3 separate regions of the Mus musculus genome follow, and regions 2 and 3 are each linked to region 1. The links are chromatin loops, found by intact Hi-C in ENCODE. Cell type or tissue: heart. All regions are shown on one strand. Links, peaks and the distances in the headings refer to the core of each region. The heading gives the core; the rest is flanking DNA. Region 1 overlaps Heatr4 (HEAT repeat containing 4). Region 2 has its middle 30 kb from the start of Mideas. Region 3 holds the start of Acot3 (acyl-CoA thioesterase 3).

Region 1 (6,020 bases), core at 2,286-4,785:
CTTTTGAAACCTCAAAGCCCACTGCTGGTGACAGAAATTCTCCAATATGGCCACACCTACACTTAATAAGGTCCTACCTCCTAATCCTTCTAATCCTTTCAAATAGTGCCACTCTATGGTGACTAAGCATTCAAATACATGAGCCAGTGGGGGACATTCTTATTCAAATCAGCACACTGAGTAGGTATAGCACTTGCAAGCACGTACAAGTCCCCAGGTTCCATAGCCAGACAGTGAGGTGAAACCCAATTCTTCATTACACAGCTTACAAACTCAGGAAAGGAGTCCAGCGTTGGACTGCATTGCCAACTGAGGCCAGCCTGCTGCAGGTAGGTAAGGAGGCCACGTCTGCCAAGACAAGGAGACAAAAGAAGCAGGTCCAACCCGTGGAGGAGGATGTGCCGTGGGAGCTGGCCATCCTGCGGAGGATGCTGCAGGAGTGGAAGACTTCCTGGGGACTGAGTAAGTAAACGGATAGCCTGAGATAGTTGATGTTTCTCAATGTTTCCCAGTCTGGAAAACTCCAGCCCTCGCATGTAAAATGCAAAAGGCTGGTTGTCTGGCTAGGGGTCTGGATAAGAACCTTTCACTCTGCAGGTGCGAGGTGAACATTATTTTCATCTACACTGGGCTCGTTTTTACACGGGGAGGTGTGTGAGGGAGCTTCAGTCATGTGTGAGAACTTACTCGGCCACAGGCTTTCTGATCAGAGAAACAGGACACCAGGCTCTTTGGCAGGAAACAGTTCATTGTGTACTAGCACTGTCTCTGCAGGATTTTCCTCAAAGGCAAAACCACAGAAATCCAGGAACAGAGCTTTTTATACTTTTTTTTTTTTTGGCTTATTTGTCTCCCATATAAGGTGACTTACCTTCTGTAAGAATGAGTACTTTAGATTACTGGACACTGAGACTAAAAAAAAAGCTGAGGTGGAAAGAGAGGAGAAGGAAGGAGAAGAGGGAGATGTGGTGGATTTACACTACTTATGAACACTGAACAGGCCACGTGGCTGTTTCCTGGTTTTCTTCTCTTTGGCTCTTGGGGTCCCCTACCACAATCACTCTGAGAAAACTTCACAGGCAGAAACCCTGTCTTACCATGTCTGAGACATGCTGGATAAACGATCCAGGACAGGAGACCTGTCCTGGGTACAGCCCCCAGCATTAGATATGAGGCTGTCAAAAGAAACTGCACCCGACTGTAGAACAAACTCAGTTGTGCAAATGGGGTTAGCATGGATCTGTTGTCCTTCAAAGAGCATTAAGTAGAAGGCTGAATGCCTCTACCAACTGAGCACCTCAACCATCACCCTGTTTGTTTTGTTTTTGAGATGGGCGACTATGGAACCTAGACTGGTCTTGAACTCATGAGTTTATGACCTTCCTGTTTTAGCCTGATGGACACTAAGTAACTGTGTGCCACCATAACCAGTCAAACACTGTATTTTATTCCCATTTACCTTCCAAGAAAAGTTACTTAGGTACAGAGCAATCGTACATAAGATGAGACTGGGCGGAACTACCCAAGAAGTGTATGAATCACCACAAAAATAACTTGCCGAAAGAGTCCATCTGTGAATTCACTATTCTGAGCTAAAGTGTTCCTTGCAATGCCCTAGGGAAAGGGACTTCTTGTCTTCCCATTTATTGTGTAACATGTAACCCTAACTAGGTGGTTCTCTTTCATATTTTCTTCCTATGACATAGTTATTGAATGGTATCACGAGACAGTGGAGAACCTACTACGGGGCATACAAAGCATGTACGATGACATTAGGGTCCAGGCCATCATCACGTGTGCTACCGCAGCTTTAGAAAGGCCCCGGATTGCCACCACACCGGAGAACTCAGGTGAGAGCCAGACTGAGCTGCTTGGCTGCTTGGGACCATCTGATCTGAAGGAGGCCTTAGAGATAACCTGAGCTCATTTTCCAAATGTAGAAACCACGGCCTAGAGTCTGCCTGCACAGCTCATCTCAAGAGCCGAGACTGTGGCTGCTGGATCTAGTTCAGTGTTGGGCTCCAGGCCTCTGGAGCTGAGCATACTCTCTACTCCAAGGGCTTTCTGTAATACATGCAGCCCTTATGTTTGCTCAGTGGCTTGCAATAAAGTCTATGTTTTCCCACCTTGACATTTCCTAACAGAAAGAAAGAAAGAAAAAAAAAAACCTAATGGCCTGTGGACTGGTAAGATGGCTCAGTGGTTATGGCCATGGGCTGTTCTTACAGAGGTTCTGTTCCCAGCACCCACATGGCAGCTTACAATGTCTGTACTCCTGTTCCAGGGCATCTGGATCTGATAACCTCTTCTGGCCTCTATTGGTACCAGGCACACATGTGCTACATGTACATACATTCAAACAAAATACTCATACAGAAAAAGACAAGGATGGAGGGTGTAACTCAGGTGTAGAGTGCCAGCCTGGCATGCACAAAGCCCTAGGTTTAAGCCTCAGCAAAGAAAAGTAGGAAGGGGGCTGGTGAGATGGTTAAGAGCACTGACTGTTCTTCAGAAGGCCCCGAGTTCAAATCCCAGCAACCACATGGTGGCTCACAACCATCTGTAACAAGATCTGACGCCCTCTTCTGGAGTGTCTGAAGACAGCTACAGTGTACTTACATATAATAAAATAAATAAATCTTTAAAAAAGAGAGAGAGAGAAAAGAAAAGTAGGAAGGGGAAAGAAAAAATACATAAATGGATTTGATAGATTTTAATCTTAAAAATGAATTAAGAATTTTTCCATTTTTGCAGTTTGTAATCTTTTAGGGAAAATAATGTTGATATCACTTCTCCTTATTGGCAATAACAGGTATGAAAACCTCCCCTCTACTATAGTCAAAATTGCAACCTACCAAAGATGATTACACAATACAGGTTCCTGGTGATGAAATGTTAGAAACCCATCCACTCCTCTGTATCGAATGTGCCTTCTCAGAGTCATTAGCTAGAAACCTGGGCCAGCTTGCTCCTTCTCTGAGCGAAGACATCCCAAGCTCAGCCTCTCCTCACCCGTGGTTGGACAGTGACTGCCTGCTTCCACTTCTGCTATCCCTACCTACAGTGAGGGGCTGGGACTGGCTGTACCTCTTCCAACTTGTCAGCTTTTAAAGGTTCCTCCACTTTCTTCCTGTTTATGGACTTGGAGCCATGGGCATTCCCCAGATGTCACTGTTTGATTGATGGCCAGCCCTAAGCCACACACCTGCATGTGTCCTCCAGCAAGCACTCTACCAACACATCTGCATCTTCCAGGTTTTCAAGTTTGCAGCTCCCTCTACTGGAAAAGTTTGTCCTCACCCAACAACCCTTAGGTCTACAGCAGAGACACCAATTTCTCTGAGAAGCTTGCTAGAAGTTTCTACACATAATTTCTTATTTTTTCTTGTTTCTTTGGGTAATGGATATTACCCAAAGCTGCATACAGTCTGTGGCACTTGGCAGGGATGTGTTCTGAGCGATGTATCACCATACAGTCTCATCCCTGTGCAGACACAGTAAGAAGTATTTACATGAGACAGCTGCAGTGTCACTAGACACATCTTATGGGACTGCTATGGTATGTGTGATCTGTCGTGGACCGAGACATCATGTGGCACGTGAATGGACATACAAGAGCACCTTTATCCTCACAACTGTTATCACAGTTAGATTACACAGGGCCTGCGTGTGTATCTTTCAATCCTATTACTAACTCAACGAAAATAACTTTATTTTTTTTAAATACTCAATAGACTTTTTAAAAAGATTTATTTATTTATTTTACGTATATGAGTACACTGTAGCTGTACAGATGGCTGTAAGCCATCATGTGGTTGCTAGAAATTGAACTATGGACCTCTGCTCACTCTGGCCCAAAGATTTATTTATTGTTATATGTAAGTCTTCAGACACACCAGAAGAGGGCATCAGATCTCATTACAGATGGTTGTGAGCCACCATGTGGTTGCTGGGATTTGAACTCAGGGCCTTCAGAAGAGCAGTAAGTGCTCTTAACTGATGAACCATCTCTCCAGCCCCAGAATGTGTGCATCATATATTTACATGAAATGTTAGACTGTATGTATACACACACATGTAATCTCCAAAAGGTAATTTCATACAATATTTAAACTGGGTCTCCATTTTTATTGAACCTGTCACATGAGGATAGATGTGGAGATCCCACCTGTTGGGGGGTCATGTCTGTATTTGGAATATTTCAGATTTTGGATTCAGAGATCAAGGGTCTTCAACTAGCAGTCTGCATACGGGCCTACAACCTAAGTGGAAAAGGCAGATGGACAGAATGTGGATGCATATGCCTATATACTAGCCCTTGGGAGGGAGAGGCAGCAAGGTCAGGAGTTAGCTCGGGCTTTGGAGACCCTTAAAAACAAAACAAAGAAAGAAAGAAAAGTATAAAACCACTCAGAGCTCTGCTGTTTCTTGGGAAGATACTTGTGGGCAAAGAGGTGACAAGCCTTTCTCCTTCAGCATAAGAATTTAGACTTCAGTTCAGTGCCCGTCTCTTCTCTAAGCGTCTGTTGTTTTCACCGTTAGTGCTGGAGACTTAATCCAACACGTCGTGCCTTCAAAGCAAATGCTCTACAACTGAGACAAAATGCTTTTCTATGTTTATAGGCCAAATTGTTATGATAAAAACAAGCCCCAACTGATAAATCCCACCACAGCTGGACAAAACTATAAATGAAACTTAAGATACCTGACCAATACCATCCTTTGGGCCTCCTCAGATGCCCTACTACATGCATGCCCTCCCCCCCAGACCCTAACTTGTACCAATGGAGTTGCTAAAGAGCTATTATACTTGTGGAGCATAAATTCGTCCAGAGTGAACACTATGGAATTCTCCACAGCTTCGTGGACCCCAGGCAGGCCTGGAGGGATGGCTAAATGGTTAAGGCCACTAGCTGTTCTTCCAGGGGACCTAGGCTTGATTCCCAACACCCACATGGCAGAGGATCCAAAGCCCTTTCTGGAGACTACAGGCACTACATGTATGTGGTGTGTAGATATACATGCAGGCAAAACACCTATAATAAAAGATAAGGAAAAAAATTCCCAAGTTTAAAAAAAAAGAAGGCCCCAGATGAAAGGAATGCCTGGCATTGCTGCCCTGACAAGGGTGAGCTCCTCCCATCCTTCTCAGCACAATGCTTATGGCAAGAATCAGTGTACAGTTAAAGCGAAAAGACCCCCTGTTGGATTCTGCAGTGATATCTACCTGGGCACAAATTCAACCTGAGTTGAAATACTGAATTGGACGATGTGAAGTGGCAAAGCATAAGTATAATTGCTATGATGGGGTAAATGGGCTGGTGTTGTTACTAAGATGAATGATGGAGGTTACTGTAACTAGCTGGAAATATGTTTTGGCTTCGGTACTAGAGACAAGATGATAAAAGACTGAAAACTGGTGTATCAGCACGAGTGTCCCTTGGGCATAAAATCCTGCCCACTGGAGGCAGCCATCTGACCTGTGATTTAGAAAGCCTTAGATGTAAGGCCGACCTTGGTCAGGAAGCTGTCTGAGAGAAAAGCAAAGGACTGGAGCCATCTTTTTGATTGCAGAGCCAATCATTGTGGATTTGCCAGAGGTCCTCCTGCCTGTTCTAGAGGATGCTCTTTCTCACAGAAATCCCAACGTGAGGATGGCGGCCGCAGTATGCCAGTATTGCATACAATCGCATAATCCCACTGCCCGAGACATCATGCAGACAGCCCTCATAAAGGGTGAGTAACAGCCACCTGTGACCTGGGATGTGGGACAGAGGTGACCTCACCGACAGTTCTCTGTCTTCTTCTCACTGGAATGCTGGGATGTCTGCTATTTTGCCTTTGAGTCTCTGTTAGGCACATGAAGATTTAGTTCTTCCTAGGTACTTTTACAACACTGGTGCCATGAACTGGTACCTGGTGTAAGCTTTCACGGATGCAGTCTATAAACCATGTCCTAAAATGGATGAAAGCGGAGATAGTATCTTAACTAAAATAAAAATAAGCTACAACTAAAAGAC
Region 2 (6,020 bases), core at 1,445-3,944, 280 kb before region 1:
GTGCTTCAACCACTGGTAACTTCAACTCCAGAAGCTCTGATGCCCTCTTCTGGCCTCTGTATGTGGTGCACATGCATACATTCAGGCCCACATACATACATCTACACATAAAGTAATTATTTTTAAAAAAATAAATAAATAAACAAACAAACAAGAAGTATCTTGCATGGACGAATAGTGACTTGCAGTATAGACAGAGAAGCTGAGAAATATGGCTGCTGCTGTCTGAATAGCATTCACGCCTGTGCAGACCTGCACACAATTCAATCTCTGTAATGTGGTATTATGAAGGGGAAATTTCATCTCACTCTAGTGTGGTGGTGTTTGGGATTACACAGAGCCATGGAGCCGAGGGCCTATGAGTGAATGCTGATGGCCACCTAAGGAGAAAGAGAGACACAGAGAGAGAGAGAGAGAGAGAGAGAGAGAGAGAGAGAGAAAGAGAGACAGACAGACAGACAGACAGACAGAGACAGAGAGAGAGAGAGCCTCACACAGGCACGTGCTCCCTGTCCCTTGCTCTGTGAGGACCTCTGTCTCAAGGCTCATAGCAGAGTTCTGACGGCAAAAATGCCCATCACCTGATCCAGCCCTTCAATCTTAAACCAGAACCCTGAGCCAAATAAGGCTTCCTTTAGAAACTTAATCTGTGGTGTAGCAGGAGTAGCTAAGCCTGCAGTGGAAAACCATAATTAGTGGGAGAAAGGAAGGGAGGGAGGGAGAGAGAGAGAAAATAACATTATAACCTTAAGGGAGAAAAGTCTTTCAAGATTTTAAAAATTAAGTTCATTTGCTTGTTTGTTTATTCAGTCAGCCAGTCATTGGCAAGAGCACACACAGCAGACAGAGGACAGCTCACAGGGTCTCTCTCTCTCTCTCTCTCTCTCCCTCTCTCTCTCTCTCTCTCTCTCTCACACACACACACACACACACACACACACACACACACACACACACACACACATCAGGCTATAGCCTGTTTCACGTAGCCCAGGGTAGCCTGAACTTGCTTATGGCTGAGAGTGACCTTGAACTCCTGGCCCTTCTGTTTCCTCCTTCCAAGGGCTGGAATCATAGGCATGCGCCACCACACCTGACTTGAGGGGAAGTCTCTTAAAGTATAAAATGTAAAAAGGACAAAATAAATATTATTACTGATTACATAGTAAAAAAAAAAAAATCGATAAGAGCATCAACACCGCATTTTAGAAAAGCCAGAACACAGAAACAGCAAGCAGGCCCATCAGGGAGGAAATGGTGCATATGACCCACTTCTACCATGAACAGACAGTTTTTAAAAGCATAAAGGAATCAGTGGGGTAGCTCAGTGGATTGAAGCACTTGCTTCAAAGCTCAACCACCTAAGTTTTATCCCCAGGACCTACATGGTGGAAGAAGAAAGCTAGGTCCCACAAATTGCTCTCTGCTCTCCATACATGTGCCATGGCACCCCTAAAACACAAAATGAGTAAGAACACAGAATGAAGAAGAAATAGGAGGAGGAAGAGGAGGAGCAGGAAGAAGAAGAGGCAGAAGAGAGAGGGGCAGCAACATGGCTCAGTTCAAGCCTGAGTTCTATCTCCAGAGCTCTCATGAAGGCAGGAGAAAGCCAGTTGTACAAGGTTGCCTATGCCCTCCAGATTTACACACGTGCACACACACACATGCATACATGCACACACATGCACACACACACACACACACAAAAGTACAGGAATTGGTTAATATGAATGACTTGGGTTTTACAGTTTATAAGAATGTGTAAAGGGGCTGGAGAGATGGCTCCGTGGTTAAGAGTGTTTGCTCAGCCAGACAGTGGTGGTCCATGCCGTTAGTCTCAGCACTGGGGAGGCAGCGGCAGGTGAGTTCGAGACTAGCCTGGTCTATAGACTGAGTTCCAGGACAGGCAAGGCTATGCAGTGTGTGTGTGTGTGTGTGTGTGTGTGTGTGTGTGTGTGTGTGTGTGTGTGTGTGTGTGTGTTGAAAATGTAAAGGACATTGAACAGAAAACAATAATAGAAAAACAGGCAAGCATAGACAGACAAAAGCTCCCCAAATATAAGGAAGTAATTTGTGGGGTCTTTCAGGGGCTTTCCAGGGCATCAAAGGATTTTTAAAAAGTCAAAACAAGCCAATGCAATACAATGTAGAGATGTGAGTGGGGAGCTCTAAAAGAATCAACATTTTCTACCATCTCTCGATATATGTAAATACCTACACGAAGTCTGACTAAATTTCTCAAGATATGTATTTTTAAAAATGGGTAGGGATCAAGATTATTTGCTTCGTGGCATGTGCTTCCAGAACAGTTCTAAGCAATGAGGCCTATTTTTCCAAATGGGTTCTCAAATATCTCTCCTGGGTCCCTAGCCTTAAAGAACCATGTGGCCAGAGCCTGCAGTTTCTCCACTTTTCCAGAAGGGGGCAGAGGCACCATGAGTGGTCCACTTGGGCAAAGCGCCCCATGCCCTGAAATTGTAGGGCTGGACTCCACCTGCAGGACCCGTGAAGCTTGCCTGCTTTGCCTCCATTTAGAGACTGCTTATTTTTAAAGTTACTCTGCAAAGCACAGATTCAAGTGTTTGCCTTTGGATGCTTGTTCTAAAAATTCTGAACATACATTTGAATTTAGGATAAGGACTTGTTGCAGTAAAATAATGCTCACTACAATTTTATTAAAGCATATAATAGAACAACATGGTATTATTAAAGCATATAATAGAAAAACACAGTATTATTACCCAAAGAAAAAGCAAATGTGGCCAGCACCCATCATTCCAGCACTCAGGAGCTCAAGAAGCAGGACACCAGTCTGGGCTAGGTAGTTCAACCTTGTCTGCAAAGAAGAAGAAGAAGAGGAGGAAGAGGAGGAAGAGGAGGAGGAGGAGGAAGAGGAAGAGGAAGAGGAAGAAGAAGAAGAGGAAGAGGAAGAGGAAGAGGAAGAGGAAAAGGAAAAGGAAAAGGAAAAAGATGAAAAAGAAAAAGAAAAGGAAAAAGAAAAAGAAAATCAAAAAGGAAAGGAAAAGGAAAAAGAAAAAGAAAAAAATCTGTAAGAGTGAATGAGTCGCCCTTGAGTTGTATGTGTTATGAGAGACTAGATTTGGTATGGCTAGGATTTAGCTCATTTCCCCCCAGGGAGGTAAATTATCTCATTGAGGAAATCTGTAAATTTAGCCCTTGTTAACTACATTCTTTTGTGGTTTGGTTCAAGAAGCATAAATTGTTGGCCCATAATTCCAGCACTTTAAAGAATGAGGCAGGGAGACCATCGTTTTGAGGCTATCCTGGGCTACACATTGAGGACTAGTTTTCAAAAAAGAATGTAAGTTATGACTTTGTATGAAAAGATACATCAGACTTAAATTATCATTCTTTGGGTCCCATTCTTCCAGGGGTGCCTAATCTATATTCCAGAAAACTTAATCATACAAAAAAGCAGGTTTGATTATTGAATTTGCTGACTCTTTTGAGAAAGGGTCAAAGAAACAGAAAGCTGAGGTTTGAAGAGTTGAACCATACAAAAACAAAGTCTTAGGAACGGAAAATGATGGTGCCAGTCAGGAGGTGGTGGTGCACACCTTTAATCCCAGCACTGGAGAGGCAGAGGCAGACAGGTCTCTGGGTTTGAGGCCAGCCCAGTCTCCAGGGCAAGCTCCAGGACAGCCAGGGCTACACAGAGAAACCCTGTTTCAAAAACAAAGCAACAGGGGCTGCAGAGATGGCTCACCAGTTAAGAGCACTGACTGTTCTTCCAGAGGTCTTGAGTTCAAATCCCAGCAACCACGCGGTAGCCCATAACCATCTGTAATGGGATTTGATACCCTCTTCTGGTGTGTCTGACAGTGTACTCATATAAATAAAAATAAATATATCTTTTAAAAAAACCCAAAGCAACAACTAAAAAAACAAAAACAAAAACAAATATTACCATCAACTTTAAAGACATAAGGAAGAAGTCCAGACACAAAGCTCGTGTCAGATGATGCAAAACTGAATTAACCAAAACCGCAGAAAAGGAGCCGTAGACACAGAAGGGTGGTCAGGCCTGTGGGAGCTGATGGCTCACCAAGTGGCAAGGCCTTGCCTGAGGGTTCTGCATCTGTGTTCCTTCTTCCTCAGGACTGAGGTCAGAGGAGACTGTCCAGCTTCACACCACCTCCAAAGTCAACATCTGCAGGCCTGCCTGTTATGGTCTGGGCACAGCCTGACTGGAGCCTGGGATGTGCCTTTTATTACATAGGTATTTGATTTTGACACAATGGATGTCAAAGGTTATTGACATTCTGAGTATCTTTCACAAAACTAAGTGTGAGTAACTCTTGTGGCTGGGGACAGTAGCTCTATGTGGTCCAATACTTACCTACGTAAGGCCCTATGTTCAGTGTCCAGCACCTATAAACATAAAAGACATGATGGGGGGCGCTCAGCAGGTAAAGGTGCTTGCCACCAAGGCTGATAATCAGCTGAGCTCTGTACCTGGGGACCCACATAGTGGAAGAGAACTGCAAGCTGTACTCTGACCTCCATACCGGTGCAGGGGCACTTCTGCACCCCTCCTCAGCAAAATGAATAATAAATGTAACTTAAAAAATTAAAAATTAAAGAGTTCAATTCCCAGCTCCTGTCAGCGTACAACTGCCTGTGACTCTACCTGCACCGGAGATCCCACCTCTAGCTTCTCGGGGTACCTACACTCTCTTGTGTATGCCCACAGTGTCCCTAGAGGTCAGAAGGACCCTGAAGCCCTGGGACTGGAGTTACAGAAGATGGTGAGCACAATATGGGTGCTAAAACATCAGACCCGGAGTCCCTGAAAGAACAGCTGTGCTCTTAACTACTGAGACATCTCCCCAGCCCCAAGCCTTTAGCTCTTCTAAAACCGTCATATTTTACAAGTCCAATGTTTTTAACTGTCTCTCAAAAATATTAAATAAATAAGCCAGGAAGGACTAAAATAAGTACACGATTGAAGGGTGTTCAATCACTGGCTGAGCCCCTCTTTCTCATGGCAGTTCTTAGATCTCTGAGAATTTTCCTGGGTGGGGTGATCAGTCGTGGCTAGCTGGCCAAGTTCCGAGGGAGGAGCAAGGGACAATCAGGAGGTTTAAACAATGCCCAGGAGGGAGTTACTGCTCTCTGGGAAATCCAGGCAGGTGACAACCCAGGAAACAGAGGCAACTGAAATTGAACCAAAGGGATGGGCAGGAGGGTGGGAGCTGAGAGCACCCCTGAGTAAAGGGATTAGCAGTTTTGAGGGAACTAGTATGTTTTTATGAGCTCTCCCTGGCCAGGTGTGGGCAGGGGGAAAGGTCTTGAGAGCTTTGGAAATCGAGAGCTTTGGAAATTGTGGTTTGCTTGCTTGCTTGCTTGCTTTCTCTCTCTTCCTCCATCCCCCTCCCTGCCTACCTTCTTCTTCTCCCCTCCCCTCCTTCATCTCTCCTCCCTCTCTCTTTCCTCCTTTGCTCCTTTCCCAACTTCATATTCTCTTTCTTCCTTTTTCTCATCCCTCACATTTTTTTTTTTCCTTTGTGGAGACAAAGTCTCTTCAACATAGCCCCAGGCTGTCCTGGAACTCACTCTGTAGACCAGGCTGTAGATCCTCCCACCTGCCTCTGCCTCCCGAGCGCTGGGATTAAAGGCGTGCACCACCCTGCTCTGCTCCACTCCTCATTTTCTTTAAAGACAAAATCTCACTCAGTAGTAGCTCAGGCTGGCCTAGAAACTTGTTACGTGGCCTAGGCTAGCCTCAAACTTTCTACCTTCCTGCCTCAGCTTTCTGCCAGACAGGTGTACAGCACCACACCAGGCACAAACCATACTTTTCCAGGAAACTGTCTTGTCAGAGACGGGCGAAGGCTGTTTTCAGCTTGGTTTGAGACATTCTGTTCACTCAGGAAGCTCGGGTCTGCTCTATTAGACTCAGACAATGAGAAGGAGAGGACAAGGCAGGCTTTGTAAGCTAGTAAGAAAGACAGACAGGAAGTGTCTCTGTGGGACAGGTGTTGAAGTGAAACCAGGGA
Region 3 (6,020 bases), core at 1,496-3,995, 82 kb before region 1:
GCAGGTAGGTCACAGCTTCCTCAAAGTACTCCAGGTGGATAATGTCCATGTCCTTAGGGAGGTCCTCGTAGTTGTTATAAGCCAGAGCCATGACGGCAAAGCCCTTCCCAGCCAGCAGACTCGCCCGATACTCCAGAAGGCCACTTCCAATTCCAAAAAGGTCTATGATTCCAGGAAAGGGTCCAGTTCCTTGGAAAGAAAGAAAGAAAGAAAAAAAAACCTACCACTCTCTTTCAGACTTAGTTTCCAAATGCCTTGGTATCTTATTCTTTAATGAAAGGGGGGCAGGAAGAAAGATGTGGAACATCCAAGTCTCTTTCTGTTTTTAAAAATACGCTTTGTTGGGTGGTGTATTCCTGGAGATCTAGGACCTTACCTTTCCTAAAACTGCCAGATGGGGGATCTGCCCTCCCTCGGTGGCCTAGACACAGTCCTGTGGGTGACCCAGGTGTTCTGAGGTCGGCAGCACAGGGTTAAATGTGGAGCAGCCCTGAGTGGCCAGCACCGGGACAGAGTGGCAAGGCACCATATGTTCTTGAACCAATGGCTCAGACTAAGTCTCTTTCCTATTTTGGCAACACAGCATCTTTTTTGGAACCTTGCATCTCAGAACTGGGTGGCTTGAGCGCCCAGGTTTTGTGATATCAAACCATCACTGGCCATCTTGGACTCCTCTGGAAAACAGATTCTCCTGCAAAGTCCACACTTTCTTTTTTTTGGGGGGGGGGAGGGGGTGTTCGAGACATGGTTTCTCTGTGTAGCCCTGGCTGTCCTGGAACTCACTCTGTAGACCAGGCTGGCCTCCAACTCAGAAATCCGCCTGCCTCTGCCTCCCAAATGCTGGGATTAAAGGCATGCGCCATCACTGCCGGACAAGTCCATACTTTCTGTGTCCAAGGCTTATCATTGTCAGTTGCCACCAACACCAACAAATGGCAGCTACATTTCTTCTACATTGGCTATAATCTCCTAGGATATTTTTTAATTGGTGTAAAATGCATTTATTTATTTAGAAACAGTGTCACATAGCCCAGGCTGGTCTCTATAACCTTGAACTTGACCCTCCTGCCTCTGCTTCCCCATTGCTGGGGTTGAAGGAAGGGGCTCCGGCATGCTAGAGAACCACGTGACTAACTAAGTTAAATGTAGCAGAGTGTTAACTTTGAAGACTCCAGATGGTTGCTTTTATTCCCAACTGGGTGATGTGCTTTGTATCCTGGGTCACACACCAAGGAATACATGGTAATTTACTGATCCTTGAAGTTGATGCCTTTCTTCTTTATATTACAGTGCTGTTAAATTCTGTAAAGCCCAGGAGCTAGGACTCTGTGTACCAATTACATGCCCAGGTTATGTATATTGTTTATAAATACAAAACTATTGATCTAAGAACACTGACATCTTACATTCCTGAATTTTTTTTTCACACACCAATATATCCTTCACACCAGCCCACCCTCCTCCACCACTACACTTGGATTCACCTCATTTTTGATGGTCTCAGAGCGTCTGGAAAGCTGGCTATAGATAGAAACACTTTATTCTCTCCTGGGCATCTGAGTTGTTTTCTTAGATACCACAAACACTCAGAATTTGAGCAAGAGAGTATCCTGGAGGTGGACCTGCTACATCAAAAGAACATTCTGGCAGCTTTTAAAAGTGAAGCTTTTGGAGTCGGGTGGTGGGGGCACGCTTTTAATCCCAGCTCTCAGGAGGCAGAGGCAGGCAGATCTCTGAGTTGGAGGCCAGCCTGGTCTACAGAGTGAGTTCCAGGACAGCCAGGGCTACACAGAGAAACCCTGTCTCGAAAAACAACAACCAAACAAACAAGTGAAGCCGGACCCAGGGGCTTGCATTGGTTCACTGAATACAATATGAAAGTCAGGGGATGATAGGAAAGGGACCCCAGGTCTCAGGGGCTGTGGGGCAGGGAGGAGAATGAGGACCGCCCAAAGGATTGTAAACTGCAATGAACAAGACAATGGTTTGTAAATGAAGCATTACAGGGTCCTTAGGAAAATCGACCTTTAAAAATAGTGGGTTTGGGGGGGGGGGTGTGGAGGTGGGTGTGGGTGGATAGATGCCTTAGTGGTTAAGAGCACTGGCAGCTCTTCCAGAGGACCTGAGTTCAATTTCCAGCAGCCACATGATGATAGCTCACAACCATATGTAATGATATCTGACTCCCTCTTCTGGTGTGTCTGAAGACAGCTACAGTGTACTTACATATAATAAAATAAATAAATAAATATTTTTTTTTTAAAAAGTGTTCTGATTGGGAGGCAAATTAGGCCTTTAGACTAAAAACTGAAAGGAAACACAGTTGCCTATGAGGCCTGTAATAATAACTTCCCACGGAAGAGAGACTTTTTATTATGGAAAACTTTGAGTTCTTGATTTCTTTGCTTGTTGCTATTTAAATATGTAAACAAGCAAACGCATTAAAGCATTTTAAAGTTTTTAACCAAAGAACCACAGTCTCGGTTTTCCACATCGCTTCCCTATCCTAGAGCTATATGACGGCAGACAAACTTGCAAAACTAAATTTTACCTATTCTATAAGTACTACTTTCTTAATCCTCAGACCCTCACTAAACTGCCATTTCTGTTGGCATTTTAAAGGGATATGAAACAGTTGACCAAATCCCCTGGAACAGCACTCTGAGATTCTCTGTACTTAAGTCTTTCTCAAAGCTGTGGCTCTTTTACCCTGGGAAAGAGTTACATCAAAATCACCTAAGAAACAAAACTCTCTGACAGGCCACACGCGCACTTTCAGATTCCAGATTCTGAGCGGTGGCGCCAAAGCCCTGCAAATCATAAAGTCACCCAGTGCTTGCGCTGACTTTGCCTGAAGGGCTGTTCTTGAGCAACAGATGTCAAACGCGAACCCCTGCACAACCACCCATAGGTCTTACTATCAGAGTGCAGATTTCTAGCTTACAGGGCTTTGGGGGAACTCGGATGCTCTAAGGTCCTAAACTCCTGCGGTGACCTTCATTCACTTCAGGACACGACTCACCTAGCCATGAACCCAAGTCCTTAAGGCTTTTCCAGGGAGCCCCCTGAAAAGTGTGGGAGACAGGGAAGAAGGGGCCCTTGCGCTGCACCCCTGAAGCATCCCGGGCTGCAAGCACAGGAGGGAAGGCTGCTCACCTGGGGGCAGGAAGAGCGTGGCGCGCACCCGGCCCTCGCGCACCGGCACGCGCCGAACCCCGGGGGCCATGAAGTGACGCTCGTGCACCGCCCGCGCCAGCCGCTGCCCGCCGTCGGGCTCGTGTCCGTCCAGCACCTCCAGCTCCACCACAAAGGGCGTCTGCACGTCGCGCTTGATCAGGCGCCAGAAAGGCCGATCGGGCTCCATGGCCCAGAGCAGCCCCATGGGCTCGAGCCCCGAGAAGCTGCCGCCCAGCGCGGGCGTGCGCGCCAGGTCCAGCTCGCCGTGGGAGTCCGCGCGGTAGCGCGCGTGGGCTCGGAAGAGCGCGCCCTTCTCGTCGCGCAGGACAGAGCGCAGCGTGACGGGCTGCTCCGGGGCCAGGCCGCGCACAGCGATGTGCACCGGCTGGTCACAAAGGCAACCACCCGCGGGCTCCAGGATCACAGTAGGTGCCATCCGGTTCGGGTTCTGGGTGGTAAATGCGTGCATTGGTTCTGATTGTGGCTCTGGCTTTGTGGCTTTTAGGCCTCCCTGGACTTGCTGTTACAGCTTAAAGTGTTCCTGGTTCTCTTAGAGAGAGCCTCTGTGATAAGCCCGTTAGCGTTTGTTAAGTACGGGAGATGCATAATGATTAATCTTGTCTTACAACTTGGTACGTGTTGAAATCGTGTTTAAAAAGAAAGATTGGGAAAGATACCGCTACAAAAGTCTGGATTGTGCCAAAGCATATCAGGGAACTGTCATTCTACTGATCCATGCCAAACAAGCCCTTATTCCCTTACTCTCCTTACGCCCCTTCCAAGCCTCTTTCTAGTCTTTGTGGAACCTGGAGCCACTTCTGCTGAAACCAGACTGATTCTGCTCCTTAATTACATTCCAGGTAGCGGTGCCGGTGGTGGTGGTTGTTTTGAGATAAGGTTTCCTCACTCTCAAGTTGACCTTGAATTTTCTATGTAGCTAAGGATGGCCTGAATTTCCTGCCCCCACCTTCCAAATGTTGGGAATCAGGGCCTGCCTGCACCACCAGCTCTGCGCTCGTCCGGTTCCTTGTCAAGATGTGTAACCATTTGTCCTTAACTGAAAAGGTTTCCTAGAATGAGTCAATGGGCAGGGAGTTGGTGTTTTCCAGCTCAGCTGAGAGAGAAAGTTCAAGCAAACTGGGTTTTTTGGAAAGGTTTCGTAAATAGACGTGTTACAAAAGCAAGGGCAACTGCTCTGTAGAAAGAGAGAGCAGGCATGTTAGAGTTGGGAATAGAGGGAGAAAAGGGCTTGCAGCTGGGCGAGAGACAGCTAAGTTGGGTCAGGGTTGGCAGGTAGACAGGCTTCTCCGAAGCTCCTTCCCCAAGAAAGACAAACAAGGCCTTGTGGCTCATTAACAGAGTCTTGCTTCTAATGGAGCTAATTGTAGCTGACTAAGTTTTAAGGGTGGCTTCTAAAAAAAAAAAAAAAAGAAAGAAAGAAACAAACCAAAAAACCCCAAAAAACAAAAACCCAAAACCAAAAAAAACATGACCTAATCCTATTCCAGACTGCACCTACTATAAGCTAAATATGAGGTAACCAAGAAAAACCACAGCTATGTCTTGGTAGCTGTGATAACTGTTAACTCTCCATAGACAGAAAAGGAAAAAGGCCCGTGGTCACGCTAGAGCTAATGACATAAGGCAGAACCAAAGAGAGGATAAATAACATGACTAGCCGACCCCAGAAAGCTCCAAGACTAGCCAGACCGTGCAAGGTTGGAGTAGTGCAACACTTACCAGCAGACAGACAAGGTCAAGAGCTAATAACGGCAGAAGTCAGAGATGGACAGAGAAGGGCTTCAACCAGCCCTAACCAGGCAAGCATAAACAGCTTTTGAGCTCCCTGATTGGACCAGGTGACTGTGCATAGACTATGTGCCTTCCAATGTTCAACTTTCCCATACTCAGATAATCTACCTCAGTGTTGGTCCACTGTCTGTGTTGAGTCCTATAAGAAGTCCCTAGATAAGCTCAAAGAATTTGATTTTCTTCTCTTGGGGAACCTCTCCGGAATTCTGCTTTCTGCTGTATTTCATCTTTATTCTGTCAGCTTTCTACCTGTAGTAATAAAATTATTCCTCAAGCGTTGTCAGTGAATTTCATTCTTCAAGTTTCTGATAAGTCAGGGAGACAGCCCCCCCCCCCACTCCCCATTGCCACAGCGCTGGTTGCACTCACAGGGACGCTCCTGCGTTTCCATTCTTTGTAACTCTTGAAGAAACATTCTCCCAAAGGTTGCAGTCAGGTAATTTCAAATATAGCCCATGGTCAATATATCAAATATATCAAATATATCCCATGGTCAATAGCCTCATGTCACTTTCCGAACTTTTTGTATTTGGTCCCTGGTGAATGTGTAAGCACCTCTGCTGGTTTTGGAAATTTGTGTAGCTGTAAAAATTTTTTCAAAAAATAGAGGTTCAGATCCCTCTTATGGTGGTTTAGTCACTCTTGGAGCTGAATTTTATCCTATCTTTTGGTGTTTTGTAGAGGAGGAGGCTCGAAGGTAGATAGCTTGTGGTAGCCTGGCTTGTGCTCTGTGTACTGAAAATGGCTCTTTAAAAGCCCTCACACAACTCTTTAAGGGAGATGTAAGAATCAGGTTTGCCTGCCTGTGACAAACCACCTGAGCTACCCAGCTTATTACTACAAGGGAGAAAGGCTTCTCTTAGCTCCTGGCTTCAGAGGCCCCAGTCTACAGCAGCTCGGCTTTATTGCCCTGGGTCTGTGGTCAGACAGAACACCATTACAGGACACCTGTGGCAGAGCAGAGCTGCCCCCTTCCTGGCAGCTGGAAGCAGAGGGGGAGGGGTGAAATCTCCTTCAAGGGCATGCTCCCT

The links. Hi-C counts contacts between places; a loop is a spot of excess contacts. Peaks named below come from ENCODE experiments on the same cell type or tissue, not always from the same donor. Only the 100,000 strongest peaks of a DNase experiment are listed, where the experiment ranks them.
Region 2: it touches region 1 in a loop (2.0-fold over the local background); 3 of 42 quality-filtered maps call a loop at or near these places.
Region 3: a loop joins it to region 1, with 4 times the contacts of the local background. A loop is called at or near these places in 25 of 42 quality-filtered maps.

The regions. Positions count from the first base shown.
Region 1 is chr12:83,969,452-83,975,471 of GRCm38, reverse strand. It overlaps Heatr4 (HEAT repeat containing 4), which reads left to right. Exons shown (of 17, transcript NM_001376939.1): 5 at 265-462; 6 at 1,707-1,850; 7 at 5,575-5,736. Among named protein-coding and RNA genes, the nearest start is that of Heatr4, 12 kb to the left of the region's middle. In heart, for the core only: a CTCF peak has its summit at 3,281 (motif pointing left); no DNase peak of the experiment used is centred there.
Region 2 is chr12:84,245,817-84,251,836 of GRCm38, reverse strand. No RefSeq gene overlaps it. Among named protein-coding and RNA genes, the nearest start is that of Mideas, 30 kb to the right of the region's middle. In heart, for the core only: no CTCF peak of the experiment used is centred there; a DNase peak (open chromatin) is centred at 2,436.
Region 3 is chr12:84,051,078-84,057,097 of GRCm38, reverse strand. Acot3 (acyl-CoA thioesterase 3) reads right to left here and starts at 4,954. Exons shown (of 4, transcript NM_001346701.1): 1 at 4,918-4,954; 2 at 3,157-3,625; 3 at 1-189. The coding sequence starts at 3,613. It overlaps Gm40474 (a long non-coding RNA gene), which reads left to right and starts at 3,321. Exons shown (of 3, transcript XR_872870.2): 1 at 3,321-3,602. In heart, for the core only: a CTCF peak has its summit at 2,791; no DNase peak of the experiment used is centred there; H3K4me3 peaks cover 1,217 bases; H3K27ac peaks cover 741 bases; H3K27me3 peaks cover 1,102 bases.